3 separate regions of the Homo sapiens genome follow, and regions 1 and 2 are each linked to region 3. The links are chromatin loops, found by intact Hi-C in ENCODE. Cell type or tissue: PC-9. All regions are shown on one strand. Links, peaks and the distances in the headings refer to the core of each region. The heading gives the core; the rest is flanking DNA.

The links. Peaks named below come from ENCODE experiments on the same cell type or tissue, not always from the same donor. Only the 100,000 strongest peaks of a DNase experiment are listed, where the experiment ranks them.
Region 1: it touches region 3 in a loop (2.3-fold over the local background); 6 of 110 quality-filtered maps call a loop at or near these places.
Region 2: it touches region 3 in a loop (8-fold over the local background); 2 of 110 quality-filtered maps call a loop at or near these places.

Annotation. Positions count from the first base shown.
Region 1 is chr9:129,226,876-129,233,219 of GRCh38, reverse strand. No RefSeq gene overlaps it. Among named protein-coding and RNA genes, the nearest start is that of IER5L-AS1, 6.2 kb to the left of the region's middle. In PC-9, for the core only: no CTCF peak of the experiment used is centred there; DNase peaks (open chromatin) are centred at 3,389 and 3,869; H3K27ac peaks cover 1,196 bases.
Region 2 is chr9:129,480,768-129,485,767 of GRCh38, reverse strand. No RefSeq gene overlaps it. Among named protein-coding and RNA genes, the nearest start is that of LINC00963, 5.4 kb to the left of the region's middle. In PC-9, for the core only: no CTCF peak of the experiment used is centred there; DNase peaks (open chromatin) are centred at 1,617, 1,977, 2,837, 3,157 and 1 weaker place; H3K4me3 peaks cover 3,218 bases; H3K27ac peaks cover 3,938 bases.
Region 3 is chr9:129,274,510-129,280,834 of GRCh38, reverse strand. No RefSeq gene overlaps it. Among named protein-coding and RNA genes, the nearest start is that of LINC02975, 4.7 kb to the left of the region's middle. RefSeq lists enhancers at 1,987-2,895, 2,896-3,804. In PC-9, for the core only: no CTCF peak of the experiment used is centred there; DNase peaks (open chromatin) are centred at 2,294 and 3,284; H3K4me3 peaks cover 2,321 bases; H3K27ac peaks cover 2,220 bases.

The sequences.
Region 1 (6,344 bases), core at 1,155-6,154, 49 kb after region 3:
GAGTGACAAAATGGATGGATGGATGGATGGATGGATGGATGGGAGGACAGATGGACGAATGGATGAATGGATGGGTGGGTAGGTGGATGGATGGGAGGATGGATGGATGGATGGATGGATGGATGGATGGACAGATGGATGGATGGATGAGAGGATGAATGAGAGGATAGATGAATGAATGAATGGATGGATGGGTGGGTAGGTGGATGGATAAGAGGATTGATGGATGGATGGATGGATGGATGGATGAATGAGAGGATAGATGAATGAATGAATGAGTAGGTGGATGGATAAGAGGATGGATGGATGGATGGATGGATGGATGGATGGACAGATGGAAGGATTAGAGGATAAATGAGAGGACAGATGGATGAATGAATGAATGGATGGGTGGGTAGGTGGATGGATGGGAGGATGGATGGATGGATGGATGGATGGATGGATGGATGGATGGATGGATAGATGTGTGAGTGGATATATGGATGAATGGGTGAGAGATTGTATGGAAGGATGGATAGGTGAGTGGATGGATGAATAGGTGTGTGGGAAGGAATGGACGGATGGGTGAAAAGAAGGAAGTATTAGTGGATTGATGGATGGGTGGATATTTGGGTGGATGGATGGATGACAGATGGGTGGATGGATGTGGAGGTAGTGGGATGGAAAGTGTCGATCACCCTACACAGAGTTCTGCTGGAGGGAAAACCAGGGATTTTCTCAGGAAGGAGGAGGGGGGTTCCTCTCTTTTTACAGATTGTAATTTAATAGAGCTTTCCATAAAAGATGACAGCTCTATCTCTCAAGATATGGAAAAGATGATAGAGAGTTAGCTCTCTTTATCTTCCAGGTGCACCTACATTCCTCAGCTCTGACCCCAGTTCATGATTCTCTCCACACCCCGTGGTTCTGAACCATCTGAAAGCCTTTAAGATCTATGACACCCGGATCCAGATCAACTCGATCTGAACTGCCAGGGGTGGGCCCCAGGCAGCAGTGATTGTTCAAGCTCTCCAGGTGATTCTAGTTTGAAGCCAGGGCTGGACACCCCTGCACTAAGACATTAACACCCTGATTTCTGTGTTGTAGGGAAGGCAACAGGTGACTGGCTTACGTCACAGGAAGAGAACCATGGTCTGGTGTCCAGGCCTGGGGCTCCTCCCCACTATCCCAGGCTGCCCCGGCCCGCTGGGTGCTGTGAGAAGCCACGGAGCCAGCCCCCGAGACCCCCACATGCCAGGGAGGTGTGCCAGGAAAGGGCAGGCTCTGCAGTCTGGCACACCCTCCTTCTCTGCTTGCCACGGTTCACCGGGCCCCCACCTCTGTGAGCCTCAGTTTTTCCGTGTATAAAATGGGTGCCCTGGTGAGACCTACCTAGCAGGGTCAGTGTGAGGCTTCCAAGGCCTGGCGGTGTCAAGTGCTCAACAGATAAGCACTGTGAGCCTTGTTCTTCAGGGAGACTGAGGGTCTGTGGCCCCTTGCAACGGGCTCTTTGGAGACACGTCCTCTGACGGTACGGCCCTCCCATCTTACACGCCGCTCTCCATGAGACCTCACCTTGGGGTTGGGGGACGGGGGTGGGAAGGAGATGGGCAGACAGTGCCCCCAAGCCAGGGCAGGCCGCGGGAGCCAAAGGAGAGGCCAAGGCCAGGCCAGGGCTCAGGGCTCAATGGGCTGGCGGGGAGACCCCAAGGCTGGGAGCAGGCAGAACATCCTGTGTTTGAGTCACAGGCTCCAAGTCAGACAGACCCAGGGGCCTCCAGCCCCCACCCAACTACTCAGAGCTGTGCCGGGGCCGAGCGGGGCTCTCTGAGCCTCGGCAGCCTCCAGTGAAACACGGGCTGATCATGGCATCTGCTCTCAGGACTCCGGTGAGGGGTGGGTGGGAGGGCGTGGGCAGGCTCCCCCCACCCCCGGCTACCACTCTCCAGATCTCTATCAAGAGCAGAACAGCACTGGTGCCACCGTATGAACCACACACTCTGACACGCGGTGACAGCTGTCTACCCTGGACCCCAACCACTCACCCTATGTTGGCCCTTCCAGTCGGCCCCTCAGCTTCAGGAACAAGTCCTGATGCCAAGGATGGGGTGAGACAAACCCAGGAAATTATGGAAGCCGATGGCCATCCTGTGGTCTCCTTCCCTTCTCACACCATGGGCGACGAGAGGTCAAGGGAGAGCTTGGAAAAGGCCTCATTTAGGGTCACCAGGCTTAGCAAATAAAAATATAGGATGTAGGCTGGGCACAGTGGCTCACACCTGTAATCCCAGCACTTTGGGAGGCCCAGGCAGGGGGATTGCTGGAGGCCGGGAGTTCAAGACCAGCCTGAGCAATATAGAAAGATCTTGTCTCTAAAAAATTTTAAAAATTAGCCAAGTGTAGTCCCAGCCACCCAGGAGGCTGAGGTGGGAGGATCACTTGCACCTGGGAGGCAGAGGTTGCAGTGAGCCAAGATTGTGCACACATATATATACACACATACATATATAAAAACATATATATGATGCACAGTTACATCTGAATTTGAGATAAACAACGTAAGTTTTTTAGTGTTAAGTATGTCACATGCAATATTTGGGACATGCTTATACTAAAAAATTATCCATTGTTTATCTGAAAATCAAATTGAACTGGGTGGCCTGTATTTTATGTGGCAACCATAATCCCATTACAAGAAGAACTCCTTATGTCATGCCCTCCCTTAAGAATCATCCATAGCTCCCCAGTGCCTTTGGCCAAAGTCTAGGACAGCAGAGATCTGCCTGGTGTGGCTCCTGCCTCTATTCTAGCCTCAGCAGGAGAAGGAAGTTGAGACCATGGCATCAACAGCCACCAAAACCATGATGGAGTGGGGGGTCAGATGTTGTCTTATGAAGGTAACAAAGAGGGAGACATGGAAGGAAAACCCCCCGCCATCCATCCCACCCTGGCGCCCTCACCCCATCAGAGAGTAAAAAGGGTCAGGAAGGGTCCTTTTGTGTTGGGGTTCCTCCATTCATTTTGTAAGCAGTGACCGAGCCCCGATCTCTGCCAGGCCCCACACTGGGGCCTGGGGAACCCCCCGGCTGCAGTGATCCTAGGGTCTCTCCGTGAATCTCTGGCTTCTATAACCTCAACCCCATCCCAGGCTTTGGCCTGAAAGCCATTTCTTTTTGTTTGGAGTCCCTGCCTCCTTCCCAGTTCCTCCTCTTCATGGGTGAGAAACCCCTAGTTTCAGATCAAAAAGACCCCAAAATTTACATGGCATTTCAAGTGGAACCCACAACTCAACCATTGACTTCAGAGGGTTCCCAGGAGCATTGCTGGGCAGAGCTCCCCGGCCTCTGCCTCCCAACCTCACAGCAGGCTCAGAATCCTGGGCAGTGACGAAGGACAAAGACCTCTCTGCTTTCAGATTGAGCAACAGACCAGCGGTGATTCAGGCACTGCAGAGATAAGACCCCAGAAGAAGAGACTGGGGCAGCAACCGTGTCATTCACGGAGTACCTCCCGCTTAGCGCGCACACCTGATCATGTCAGACTTGCTCCAAGTTGACCTCCCTCGCCACCACCCCAGAACAAGCCAGGTCCCCAGGGGACACTGCCCTGAGCACCCTGTACTTCCCGCACCTAGGGCAGATCATAATTTCATTTGGTTATTTCAGGAATGAGGCATTCAAGGTCTGTCTCCCCCCTTTGGACTGTGAGCTCGTGCTGGGGCAACAACTAAGGTGAGATCAAGGTGGGTTTCAGAGCCCAGTCCCAGTTACAACGTAACAATGAAGGCCCGGCAGGCCGGGCGAGGTGGCTCACGCCTGTAATCCCAGCACTTTGGGAGGCTGAGGAGGGTGAATCACTCGAGCCCGGGAGTTCAAGGACTTCACTGCTGTATTGCAGCATTGAGCACCCAGCACCACACCTGGCAAAGAGCAGGTGCTCAGTAAGTATTATGGGAGGTATAAAAATTAGCCGGGCGTGGTGGTGCATGCCTGTAGTCCCAGCTACTCGGGAGGCTGATGCATGAGAATCGCTTGAGCCCAGGAGGCGGAGGTTGCAGTAAGCCCGGATCATGCCATTGCACTCCAGCCTGAGTGACAGAGGGAAACTCTGTCTCAAAACAAAATTAATTAATTCAAAAAATATCATGGGAAGGAGGGAAGGAAGAGGATGACCATGAGCTCCGTGACAGCAGGTGCCTTGCCCGTCTGACTCTCGGCTTTGTCCTGGGTCTCCGCAGCCCCAGGCACACACACAGTGGATGTTTGAGGAAGGTCTGTGAAAGGAACCGAGGACTCCTGTCAGGACAATAAAGTTATTTCCTAGAATTTCACCAACCACAGTCAGGAAATGCAAAATCTTGTTCATTTATTTATCAGATTTATTATCTTGTTTCTCCTCCTTCCCCTCACCGCAGGGTCCATTCATGGTGTCTGCATTTTACTAAGTCGTCCTAGTAAAAGTTTTTTCCTCCCCAAAAGAGGTGGAGTGGAATTGGCAAGATCAGACTCATTTTTGTTTTACAGATGAGGAAAACAATGCTCAGTGGGACAAGTGACACTTTGCTGCATGAAAACCATCTCTAGGCTGGGCGCTGTGGCTCACGCCTGTAATCCCAGCACTTTGGGAGGCGGAGGCGGGCAGATCAGGAGGTCAGGAGTTCAAGACCAGCCTGGTCAACATGGTGAAACCCTGTCTCTACTAAAAATGCAAAAATTAGCCAGGTGTGGTGGCACACGACTATGGTCCCAGGTACTCAGGAGGCTGAGGCAGGAGAATTGCTTGAACCCAGGAGGCAGAGGTTGCAGTGCGCCGAGATCGCACCACTGCACTCCAACCCAGGTGACAGAGCAAGACTCCATTTCGGGAAAAAAAAAATTAGCTGGGCATGGTGGCACACGCCTGTAGTCGCAGCTACTCGGGGGGCTGAGGTGGGGGGATCACTCGAGCCTAGGAGGTGTAGGCTGAAGTGAGCTGTGATCGCAACACTGCACTCCAGCCTGGGCAACAGAGCCAGACAGGCTCTAAAAAAAAAGCCATCTCTAAAAAGTCCAGGGAGGTCAGCAGCCCTGCACACCCTTCACATGTAGATGGAAAGAGAGCAAGGAACAGAGACGGAAGGAAGGAGAAAGTCGTCTGCCTCCCCCAGAACACTTAGCGTGTTCACGCCTGGCCTCTCGAGCCAGATTTCCTGGCTTCGAATCCCACTACTGCCACTTGCTCGTGGTGTGACCTTGGGCAAGTGAGTTAACCTCTCTGTGCTTCAGCTTTCCCATCTGTAAAATGGGAATATTAAGAGAAGCTGTGTGGTCTATGTAAATTAATGCCTAGCCACATAACCACTATATAGGTGTCACTACAATTGCGCGGCCTCAAGAGGCTACACGGGCTAGTGAGTAGACACAAGGCCTTGGCGTCCACCCCCAGCTCTGCTCTGAATCAACCACATGGTCGCGGGTGAGCCACAAGCTCACTGAGCCTCAGTTTCCTCATCTGATTATGGGAAACATCACACCCTCCACCGGGGGTGCTGGGAGGATGGGGAACATCACTAAGTATGAAGCTCCCAGCCCGGTGCCTGGCCTGTCTACACCCCACCCCACGCGGGAGCCCTGCGAGTGTAACTGTTCCCTTTCGGAGAGCCCTGGCCTTCTCCAGGCTTCTGCCTCCCCACGTACCCAAGCTGGCTTCTCCCTCCTCTTCCACACCCCTGCTCCCAGGTCTAGGCTCCTGGGAGCTCTGGCTGAACCTGCAGAGGGTGGGGAATCCCAGAGGCCTTGGTCGGGGGTGGATACCTCCTCAGTCATCCTCTGAGTCCCCCAAAGGACCCCATAGTGAGACCGGCAGGCTGGGCTGGCCTCCAGGGTCCTCTCAGGCACTGCCCTCGATGCTTGGTTGAACCTCAAAGCCACCCCTACCCCCACAGGACCCATCCGGACCCCCCGCACCACACTGGAGTCCAAAGACACTGACTGGTTCATTTCCAGAACACGTTGGTCCCTGAACGCCTGCCCCTGCCATCAGCACCTGTGCACCAAGGGGTATTCAGTCAACATTTCCACAGCTCTGCAGAGGGAAAACTACTTAGGTGAGGTCAAGGTGGGTTTCAGAGCCCAGTCCCAGTTACAACCTATCAATCAAGACCCGGCAGGATGGGCGAGGTGGCTCACGCCTGTAATCCCAGCACTTTGGAAGGCCAAGGAGGGCGGATCACTTCAGGCCAGGAGTTCAAGACCAGCCTGGCCAACATGGCGAAACCCTATCTCTACTAAAAATACAAAAATTAGCCGGGCGTGGTGGCGGGCACCTGTAATCCCAGCTACTCGGGAGGCTGAGGCAAGAGAATCGCTTGAACCTGGGAGGTGGAG
Region 2 (5,000 bases), core at 1-5,000, 200 kb before region 3:
CCCCATTTTTATAAAGCAAGGTAGCTTCCTCCAGCCTTTGCAGGCTGGCCCAGGCTCGGCAACACCATTCTCCTTCCCCTCCCCATTACCCTCCCTGACGCTGGGCTGCGGGCCCTTCCTCAGAGCATGGCCTCCTCTCCTGCCACCATGCCTTTGGCTTTGCTGTGCCAACCTCTGGGAATGGCCCAGTGCCCTCCACTGAGATTTCTCAAGAGCAGCCTTTGCTGTCCCCTGGCCTCTGTGCCTCCCCCACCAGCTCTCCTCCCTCCCCATCCCCTACACCAAAACCCACCTCTCTCTCTCCCGGTGCCCTCAGCTCTGGTGGACGCCTCTAGGGTGCTGCTTTTCACATCTAACTCTCAGGAGCGCCTCCTCCAAGTCTTGTGTCCCCACTCGGCTATGAGCATCTCAAAGGCTGGGGTCCTGGCATCTTCGTTTTTGTTGCCACCTACCTTGATGCCCTGCACACAGTAGGGACTTTAAAATGTTATATTAAAAAAATTAAAGTTGCTTTTTCTCTTTTTCCTTCTTTCTTTCTTTCCTTTTTTCTTCCTCTCTCTCTCTCTCTTTTTTTTTTTTTTTTTTTTTTTTTGGCGGAGTCTCATCCTGCTGTCCAGGCTGTATGGAGTGCAGGGGCGCGATCACGGTTCACTGCAGCCTTGACCTCCCCAGGCTCAGGTGATCCTCCCACCTCAGCCTCCTGAGTAGCTGGGACTACAGGCGCGCTCCATCAGGCCGGGCTAATTTTTGTATTTTTGTAGAGATGAGGTTTCGCCACGTTGTCCAGGCTGGTCTCAAACTCCTGGGCTCAAGTGAGCCTCCAGCCTCAGCCTACCAAACTGCTGGGATTACAGGCGTGAGCCACTACACCCTGCCTGCTTTTTCTTTAGGGATTCAGGCTCTAAGCCAACAAATGATGGTTTGAATCGTGACTCTATCATTTCCTAGCTGTGTGTCCTTGAGAAAGTGAATCAACCTCTCTGAGCCTCAGTTACCTCATCTGGAAAAGAAAGTTAATAATAAAATCTCCCTCCACGAGTAACAGTGATTAACAGTGCATGTAAAACATCTAGCACCGGCCCAGGGCAGAGAGTAGCCAGCAAGCTCTAATGTTACTCCGTTTTGTCTTATTCAGTCTCATTCAGACTTGTCCAAAGTCACCTGTCCAATTTTGGGCAGTGCTGGGACGCTCCCCCTGTCTCTTCCCCCTCCAATGCTACTTCCCTGTAGTGGGAGAGGGTCCCAGGCCATCATCTCTGTTTTGCAGAGGAGAACCAGGTTCAGAGAGGCCGAGTTGCTCACCCGGGATCACACAGCCCTGAGAACAAGGCAAGGGTCTGCCTGTTTGCTAAGTTCCATGTGAGTTCTTTAGGTTGCTCAGGATAAGGATGGCCTCAATGAGACCCACCGTCCTGACAGAGGGGCTCGTACTCTTGTGGCCAAGAACTGGCAAGGTGGGCTCCTCGGGGGCCAGGGAGCCACCGCAAGTGCTATTAAGTGGAACATCACTAAGACAAACAGCCCGCATTTCCTGGGTGCTTTCCCCAGGGCAGGGAGCTGTGTCAAGTGTTCATGGGCACAGTCTCCTTCCATCCTCACAGCAACCCTATTATCCTGCATTCCAAGGATGGGTGCTCCCTCAGATCCCAGGTAGGGGCTAAACGAGGGGTGGCGCCAGCACCCGAACCCTGATCTTGCTCCTGCCCTGAGCCTCTGTGGACCACTGAGAACAATGGGCTTTTACCTGTGCTGTATCAGCTCTGGGGCTCAGCAGGAGGCCAGGCTCCACCCCCCAACGCCCCCAACCCAAGTTGGGGGTGCTGCTTGGGTCTCATAGAACATCTTGGGGTCCCTCCCCAGCCCTGGCCCCACAGAGCCGACCCAGCTGCGTCTCTGAGCCGCACCCAAAATCTTCCCAGCTTTGCCAGGGAGACTGGAAATTTCTGCTCAGCAGCTTCGTCTGGGATGATTTCGACACTTGGCTCGATGGGGTCGAGAGGAGGAGCCAGGCCGCTCAGCCGCTCAACATTCTGGAGCTCCCCTTGGGTCACCGGGAGGGGGGCTTTGCTAGGCGTAGATGAGCCCCTCCGAAATGGTAAAATCAAGCAACAGTGACCAAGTACCGAGCGCTTACCGTGTGCTGGGCCCTGTGCCAAGTCAGGACTTGCTGGGCCTCACGGAACCTTCCGGCGCCCGGGCAAGGCCAGCACTGTTACCAACTGTCTCGCGGACTGCTCCTAACTGGGGGCTCTGTTAGCATCCAGGAGTCTCCTCCTCGGATACTCTGAGTACCCCCTCCAGAGACCCCAGGCACCGGATTCTCTGTACGGGGCCGCTGACGTGCCCAGCCCTGGTGAACCCACCCTTCCAGACACTTCCACCCACGCCCGGCCCTGGGGCTGGGGGCGTCGGGCAGAGCGCCGGTGAAATTCTGCCAGTGGCTAAGGCGCCTACTGTGCCCCTGGCTCTGCGAGGGTCGGGGGACTGTCACCAGGCCCAAAGTCGCCAGGGAGGAGGGGCGTGAATGACGAAGCTCAGATCCGGGCAAAGGATCGGAGAGGTGATTAGACACCCCGGGCAGGCAGCGGAGGCCGGCCCTGCTGAGCGACCCCCGTTAGCGACGACCCTCAGGGGCTCAGGCTCCACGCCCATTAACTGGGTATCAGTCCCTTCCATCCCGGGGAGCCGAGCTCCTGGGAAGCAGCGCCTGGGGGCGCCGGCGACCGGCTGGGGCCGCCTCCCTGCTCCCCCGCCCTGGGCCCGATCGCCGGGCGCGAGGCGTGCAGGGCGCGGCGCGGGCCCGGGCGCCCAGTTCAGCGGAAAGGAATGCCTTGCTCGGCGGGGGAGGCCGTGGCCCCGAGGCCGTGTCCACCCCCGCCCGCCCCGGGCCTCATTTACTGCGGCTCTGAAGCCCGGCCCGTTTCGCCCGCCGGGCCCCGCGGGGTGACTCCCCCCACGATTGCGGTCCCCCGCCCTCCGCCCGGCCGCCGCTGGCGGACCCCAAAGTCGGGGCGAGTCTCCAAACCGGGGAGCCGGCCCCGCCCCCACGCCGCGGCGGCGCCCTCCCTTCCCCCTCCCCGCCGCCCGCCTCTCCCCCTCCCCCCTCCATAACTCAAAAGCCTGTCAAGCTGGTTCCAGACTCCTGGCGCCGGGCTCCGCTCCAGGAAAGAAAAAAAGGAAAGAGAAAAAGGGAAAAAGCCGGCGCGAGGGAGCGAGAGAGGCCCGCGGAGCAAAACCGTGCGCCCCGGCACGCACAGCCCCGCGGCCCCCGACCCCCCACGCCCCTAACCCTAACGGGGATCCCAGTCCTAGGGACACCGGGCGCGTGCGCGACCCCAATCAGTTATTTATGGGCGAATTAATTATGTAGCTGCCATGGGCGGGGGGGCCGGCAGGGGCCATGCGACGCGGAGACCACCCGGCCGCGGTGGCGGCTCTCCTGCCGGGCCTCGGGGTCGGGAGGCGTCCCCACGCCGCCCGGGGAGGATCCCGTTGTGAGAAAGCTGCCTCGGGGTGGGGTCCGGGAGGAGCGCGGGGGAACCTGAGGAAGCGGGAGAGACGGCTCGGAGACCTCCCAATTAGACTGGGAGGGGAGAGGGGGGCGGGCGACGGAGCTGGAAAGAGCGGGCCGCGGAGACCGGGGCGTGGGAAGAGCCTGGCCTAGGCATTTCTTCCCTTCCTTCCTTCCTTCATCCCCATCCTTACTGCGAGCCCACTACGTGCCACTGCGCCCACAGCAGAGGGCGGTATTAGGGAGGGGTTAGGAGCAGGAAGGAATTTCGAGGTACAGCTGGGTCCAAATCCGGATTTGTATCCTATACTCCCCTGCTGTGTGGCCTTAGGCAACGGCTTGCCCTCTCGGAGCCTCCACTTCCTCATCTGCCAGTGGTCTTCAGGACTTGGGAGATGGGGCGCTTGGGCAGAGAGTTTGTGGGGGCGCGGTCGAAGGGAGGTCCTGTCCTTGGGAAACTTTACATAGAGGGGAACATGCCCAGTCCCCCAGTATTCCCCATCTCGAAGCCCCGACTTTGGGTCTCATATAATCTGCCTCTCCCCGGGGCCCACACATTTGAAGGTCGTTATTAAAACCACACCACCCCCAAGGCCACTGCTCAGGACGCTCACCCCTAGCTGGCTTCTCACCAGCCTGGCCCTGCAGAAGGTCGTGCATATGGCAGCCAGAGGGGCTCAATCTAGTCCTTTTACTCCCCACCTCCGCTGCCTCCCCCGACTCTGCCCTTCACATCCCCACCTGGGTTCTCCTTCCAACCTGCTTCTAGTCTGGGCTAGGGAGATTGGAGCCCTGAGGCCATGGGGGCTACGGGGCAGTGAGAACAGGGGTGGGGGCTCAGCTGGCCCTCCCTGGACAAGTGTCCCCCTTATCTGGAGTGTCAAGGCGTTCTACTTCCAAGACTCAGAAGTGAAGGAGGCTTCCGTTTGCGACCCAGGATTGCCTAGGGGTTTGCCTGTCTTCTTTCACCAAAACTTGCAATAACTCTGTTAGGTGAATGGGGCAGATCCAGGTTTTATGGGGCCTGAAGGTTTTACAATCCTGGGGACCCACTTGAAGAAGAATAGTGCAAAGTTATGAATAGGCGGTTAAGCTCAGGGCCTTGGTAAATGACAGTCCCAGGAGCTAAAGCTTCATTAGCCCCTCGGTAACTCACCTCTGTAGATGGACAACACAACTGTCATCCCTTTGCAGAGGTGGAAACAAAGCTTAGGCTGGCCCAAGGTCACAACAGGTAGAAAGGACAAGCTGGGATCAAACCCAGGTCCCACCCCACAGGCAGCACCCTGAACTAACTGCCTCAGTAGGAATGCCACCTTCCATATCATCTACCCCATGCCACATCTCACCTGTCCCCACCAGTGCCCAGCCCAGGCAGGGTCAGTCAGAACAGCCTTTGCTTCCAGAACAGTCTGTGTCCCTCCCTCCAGAGGCCTCCATGTCCCAAGGCTCAAGCCTCAGAGATACTGTCTTGTGACAACACTCACAG
Region 3 (6,325 bases), core at 1-5,000:
GGGCCAGGGCACTCATCCCAGTCTATGGGGAGAGTCCACCTTGGCTCCAGCTGGCAGGATGAATTAGGAAATGAGAGCCAGCCCTTTGCAGCCTAGAGCAGTGGCTCAGGCAGGGCCTGGCCAGGGGCTGTGGGCAGGAGTGTCTGAGGCTGGAGGAGCAGCCCCCAGGCATCCCATCGCACTCCCTCAGGGCATCCGAGGAATCCCACCTTGACTCCTCTCGGTCTTAGCTCCAAAGCCACGTCCAAGCAGGTGAAACAGGAAGCCCCCTCCCCAAGGGGCTTTCTAGGGCAGAATGCCTGAAAGATCAGGGCAATCACCACAAACACAGATGGAAATCGGAAAGCCGGCTCCTAAAACATCTCAGGGCTCCACGCTAACACGGAGACAGGAGAGGACCACGGGTGGGGCAGGGGTTTTAATGCTGCCCAGATCTGGGTGCAAGTCTCAGTGCCACCCCGTGCCAGCCATGTGGCTTTCAGCAAGTGACTTCCCTTCTGTGAGCCTGTTTCTGCATCTGCCAAATAGGCCTGATGATAGCACTGACCAAGCACAGGCTTTCTGTGAATTTTCATACATTTGTATGGAGGGTGCACAATACCTGGGATGTATAGATGAAATTTGTATAGGTGGTCGCAGTTATTACTATTATTATTATTATTTACAGACAGGATCTTGCTCTGTCACCCAAGCTGGAGGGCAGTGGCACCATCACAGCTCACTGCAGCCTCAACCTCCTGGGTTCAAGTGATCCTCCCATCTCAGCCTCCCAAAGTGTCGGGATTACAGGCATGAGCCACCGTGCCCAGTTTGCAATGATCATTACTGAATATCACGTACATACGTGTATTGGCAGGTGTTAAACGTGTAAGATACTTTTAAGTAAAGAAACTTAAAACAGACTATTTCTATGAGTTAGTTTAATTTAGTCTATAGATGAGAAGATATATACACAGTTCTGTTTCATTTCAGCTCCTGGAACAAGGGCCTGTCTGCCCACTCTTATAAGACAGATGTATCTCTCCATCCTGGCACCGCCCAGCCACCACCCCCTCCCAGGCCATGGGCCCTGCTGCATCCCCCCGTGGCCCTAACCAGGGACCTTTCTTCTTTGTTTTCTTTTCTTTTATTTATTTATTTTTTAACACAGAGTCTCCCTTTGTCGCCCAGGCTGGAGTGCAGTGGCACGATCTCGGCTCACTGCAACCTCTGCCTCCCGGGTTCAAGTGATTCTCCTGCCTCAGCCTCCTGAGTAGCTGGGATTACAGGCGCCCGCCATCACACCCGGCTAATTTTTGTATTTTTAGTAGAGACGGGGTTTCACTATGTTGGCCAGGCTGGTCTGGAACTCCTGACCTCAGGTGATCCACCCACCTTGGCCTCCCAAAGTGCTGGGATTACAGGCATGAGCCACCGCGCCCGGCCTGTTTTCTCATTTGTGAAGATGCAGGGCTGCTGTGAGGACTGGGTGAGAGGCGCACCTGGCACGTAGCAGGTTCTCACTGGGCGAGTTGCCCCCAAGCCCCAGCGACAAGCCCAGCCAAGGCCCCCGCTCCCCGCCTGGGGAGGTCAAAGGGGCAGGTGGGAAATTGAAACCCGAGATGAATGGCCATTCTGCAGCTGGAGTCCAGAAAGATTCTGGGCATGGGAGCATCACTGGAAAAGGAAATGTGGGGCCCTTGCCCAGGGGAGGGACCGGGGGGGGGGTTCTAGATCCAGCTCTGCCCCCACCCAGGTCACCTCGCTGGCTACAAATGACGACCCCAAGTGGTGCAATGTAGATGTCCAAAGTGAGAAGCAAGGCTTGTGCAAGGCTGTGTGGGGGTTACCTGGGGGTTTGATCTCGGTACCATGAGTGACTCCCAGAATGAGACAATGTCTGCCCCTTCTGCAGGGCAGATGTGAGGAGCCTGAGGGACCTGCTCCCAGGCCACCAGCTCTTTGTGCAAATCTTGGTTTTCTGGTGCTTGGTTGGCTGGAAGAAGAGTGTGGCTGGATTGGGGGCGTGGTCTCTGCTCCCTCAGCCCCACCCACCAGGTGGGGGAAATGGAGGAGAGGGACCCACAGGAGGGTGGTCAGGGCAGCTAGAAGAGATTTGCTCAGGTACCACAGACCCTTGGTCCCTGGAGCACCCCTCTCTGCTAGGAGAGTTGGCAACCAGAACCAACAGTTTTCAAGGCTGCACACCTGGTGGAGGTTGTTGCGGGGGTTGGCCAGGTGCAGGCCCAGGCAGGCAGGGAAGCGCGGAGGCTGGGCTGGGCTGGGTTCCAAGGCAGGGCGGAGCCTCCCAGGGAAGCCGCAGTCACCCATCCGTCACTTATTCATCCATCAAATATGTACCGATGCATGGCCTGGGTGCCGAGACACCCACGACCAGACAGACACAGCCCTGCCTTCCTGGGGCCTGTGATGGGGTCAGCCACGTAGGTCAGTCAGGCCTGGTGGGCAGCAGCTAGGACTTTGCATCTTCCTCTCCGCAAGCCCCTGGGGGGTTCTGAGCCGGCAAGAGATGGGATTTGACTTGCATTTTAAAAGGGTCTTTTAGCTTCTGTGTGGAGAAGGGTGGAGCTGGGAGACTGTGGGGAACTGCGGCATTCTTATGGGGGAGCGGGGATGGCCCAGCCCTGGGTCCCAGGCACCCTGGAAAGGGGCCGGGGGCCAAATGTGTGAGGTTTTTGTTTCATTTTGTTTTTTTTCTGAGACGGAGTCTCGGAGTCTCGCTCTGTCACCCAGGCTGGAGTGCACTGACGGCGATCTCCACTCACTGCAACCTCCGCCTCCCAGGTTCAAGCGATTCTCCTGCCTCAGCCTCCCGAGTAGTTGGAATTACAAGCATGCACCTCCACACCCAGCTAATTTTTGTATTTTTAGGAGAGACAGGGTTTGTTTTTTTTTTTCTTTGAGACGGAGTCTCACTCTGTCGCCCAGGCTGGAGTGCAGTGGCGCGATCTCAGCTCACCGCAAGCTCTGCCTCCCCAGTTCACGCCATTCTCCTGCCTCAGCTTCCCCAGTAGCTGGGACTACAGGCACCTGCCACCATGCCCGGCTAATTTTTTGTATTTTTAGTAGAGATGGGGTTTCACTGTGTTAGTCAGGATGGTGTCAATCTCCTGACCTCATAATCTGCCCGCCTCGGCCTCCCAAAGTGCTGGGATTACAGGCATGAGCCACCGCGCCTGGCCTAGTAGAGACAGAGTTTCACCATACTGGCCAGACTGGTCTCGAACTGACCTCAGATGATCCACCTTCCTTGGCCTCCCAAGGGGTTAGGATTACAGGCTTGAGCCACCATACCGGGCCTCAAGTGTGTTTTAAAGTGAGAGCTCAGACGATCGCTGGTCTAGCTATGATTGTGCCACTGTACCCCAGCCTGGGTGACAGAGTGAAACCCTGTCTCAAAAAAAAAAAAAAAAGGCAACCCATCACGTGGATGTAATGGAGAGGTGGGGGTCAAGGGCTGCTCCAAGAGCTTTGACCTGAGGAAGCAGAGCACGCAATTTCCATTTGCTGTGGGAGGAGCAGGTTTCAAGCTTATCAGTGGAGGAGATGGGGTTTGGGAAACATTAAGTTTGAGGATCGAGGAACCCGTCCTTTGGGAGTGCAGGCCTAGAGGTCAGGGGAGGGGCCGGACTTCGGGGAGGAACCTGGGACCCAGCGCCTGGGATGGAAGAGCTCTCCCAGTAAGAGGGCGGGCAGGCAGTTTACACAGGACAGGAGGAGCAAATGAGAGGCAGGGAGGCAAAGTGGGAGGCAAAGCCATGTCCTGGGGCCAGGAGAAGGGTGTGTTGACAGACAGAAGGAGTGAGCGGCCATGTCTGAGGCTGCTGGCAGGTGGAGGACTGTGATGGTCAATGCTGACCTTGGCAAGAGCTGTTTGGGTGGAATGGCAGGGCTGGGAGCCCAACTTTGGTGGGCCTGGGGGATGATGGGGGCCGGGGGAGGAGCGGAGAGACAGCACAGAGACCACCCTTCCAAGGGAATATGCTGGAAGGGGATCGGATAAGCACGGCGGAAGCTAAAGGGGATTGTGGGGTCAGAGGGTGGCTTCTTACAATCTGGGGGCATTCCTGCATGTTTGTGGCATGCTGATGGGGCTGACCCAGGAGAGGAAACAGCTGGTGACGCAGGAGAGATGGGGCCATGTGAAGGGAAGCCAGGGGAAGGTGGAGAGGAAGCGAGGTGCACGGGGCCCGGGCAGGGAAGGACCTGACGGGCATGAGAGGAGGGACAGCTGATGGGCATGAAAGGAGGGGCAGCTGCCCAGGGGGACACCCAGGGAGGCTGGTGAGTGCAGGGCCAGGAATGCCTCTGATTGCCTCTGCGTTTTCAATGAAGCTCATGCCTGTAATCCCAACATTCTGGGAGGCCAAGGCAGGAGGATGTCTTGAGCTCAGGAGTTTGAGGCCAGCCTGTGCAACATAGTGAGACCCTGTCTCTACAAAAAAGAAAAAGAAAAAAAAGCTAGCCAGGCGTGGTGATGTGTACCTGTAGCCCCAGCTACTCAAGAAGGATGAGGAGGGAGGATCACTTTAGCCCAGAAGTTTGAGGCTGCAGTGAATCGTGATCACACCACTGTACTCCAGCCTCAGCAACATAGCAAGATCCTGCCTCAAAAAAAAAAAAAAGCAACCTATCATCCGACAGTGAGAATGAGGGCTGAGGGAGGGTGGGGTATTGGAGGTTTGGGGAGAGAGAGAAGTTGTGGTCTGGGAGACGGGGGCTGCAAGCTGACCGAGGAACACAGAGGATTGCTGGACAGCACAAATGTTTGTTGGAGGTCAAGGTCATGAGATATAAAGCTGTTTGTGCCATCAGGTGGCTTTGTCCAGGGCTCCGCTGCTTGGATGTCAGAGCACACTGAGCAGCACCCAGAACTCAACCGGGACAGGGGTTCTGCCAGGTGGATGGAGGAGGGGGAGGGCAGGGTGACTGAGGGCGTCTGCAGCAGACAATGAGCCTGGAACCCAAGGAAGCAGAGGACACGGGAGGTGAAGGAAAAGGAATGTGCCCTGGGGGCAGATGGCAAGAGGCAAAGAAAGATCAGAGTTAAGGTTGCAGAGGGAATGTGTGGAAAGACAAGAGGCAGTGCTCCAAGATGGGATGCTTCAGGCGGAAATGGCAGATGGGAGGGTGTTACTGACCAAGTCAGGACCCAGGGTGTATCATGGACGTGGCTGTTGACGTAGGGGCTGACAAGGGGGTGGGGGGAAGGGCGAAGAAGATTTCAGAACAGATGTAGGGGCTCCCACCTGTAATCTCAGCACTTTGGGAGGCCGAGACTAGAGGATCACTTGAGCTCAGGAGTTTGAGACCAGCCTGGGCAACATAGTGAGACCTCGTCCTTACAAAAAATACAAAAATTAGCTGGGCATGGTGGCATGTGCCTGTGGTCCCAGCTGCTTAGGAGGCTGAGGTGGGAGGTTTGCTTGAGCCCAGGAAGTCAAGGTGGCAGTGTGCTGTGATTGTGCCCCTGCACTCCAGCCTGAGTGACAGAGCGAGACCGAAAGAAAGAAAGAAAGAAAGAAAGAAAGAAAGAAAGAAAGAAAGAAGAAGGAAGGAAGGAAAGAAAGAAAGAGAAAGAAAGAAAGAGAAAGGAAGGAAGGAAAGAAAGAGAGAGAGAAGGAAAGAAAGAAAGGAAAGGAAGAAAGAAAGATAAAGGAAGGAAGGAAGGAAAGAAAGAGAAAGGAAGGAAGGAAAGAAAGAGCGAGAGAGAAAGAAGGAAAGAAAGAAAAAGAAAGAAAGAAAGATTGATTGATTCAGGGAACCGAGAGGCAAGGCCAGGCTAGAGCAAGGGGAGCCTGGGGAGAGCCCACCACAGTGGTCTTAGCCTTTTCTCAAGGGTAGGAGTCTGTTCCCAGGGGCTGGCTCCTCTGTCCCGCTAAGCCAGGGCATGGTGGCTTCTGGCACAGGCAATTACCAAAGTTTTCTTTTTTTGCTTGTAAAATACACATAACACATAGTTTACCATTGCAAGCATTTTACATGTTCAGTCCAGTGGCATCGTACACGCACGTGGTTGTGCAAGCATCACCACCTTCATCTCTAGAAAGTTTTCATCTTTATAGTATGAGATTCTGTCCCCAGTAAACGCTCATTCCCGTTACCCGCTCCCTCCAGCCCCTGGCAACACTCTCTGTCTCTATGATTATGACGACTCTAAGTATTTTGTGTAAGTGGAATCATACAGCATTTAACTTTTTGGGGCTGGCTTATTTCACTAGCATAATATCCTCAAGGTTCATCCACACTGCAATGTGTGTCAGAACCTCCTTCCTCTTTAAGGCTGAATCCGAGTCCCTTGCGTGTCTACACCACATTTTGCGTA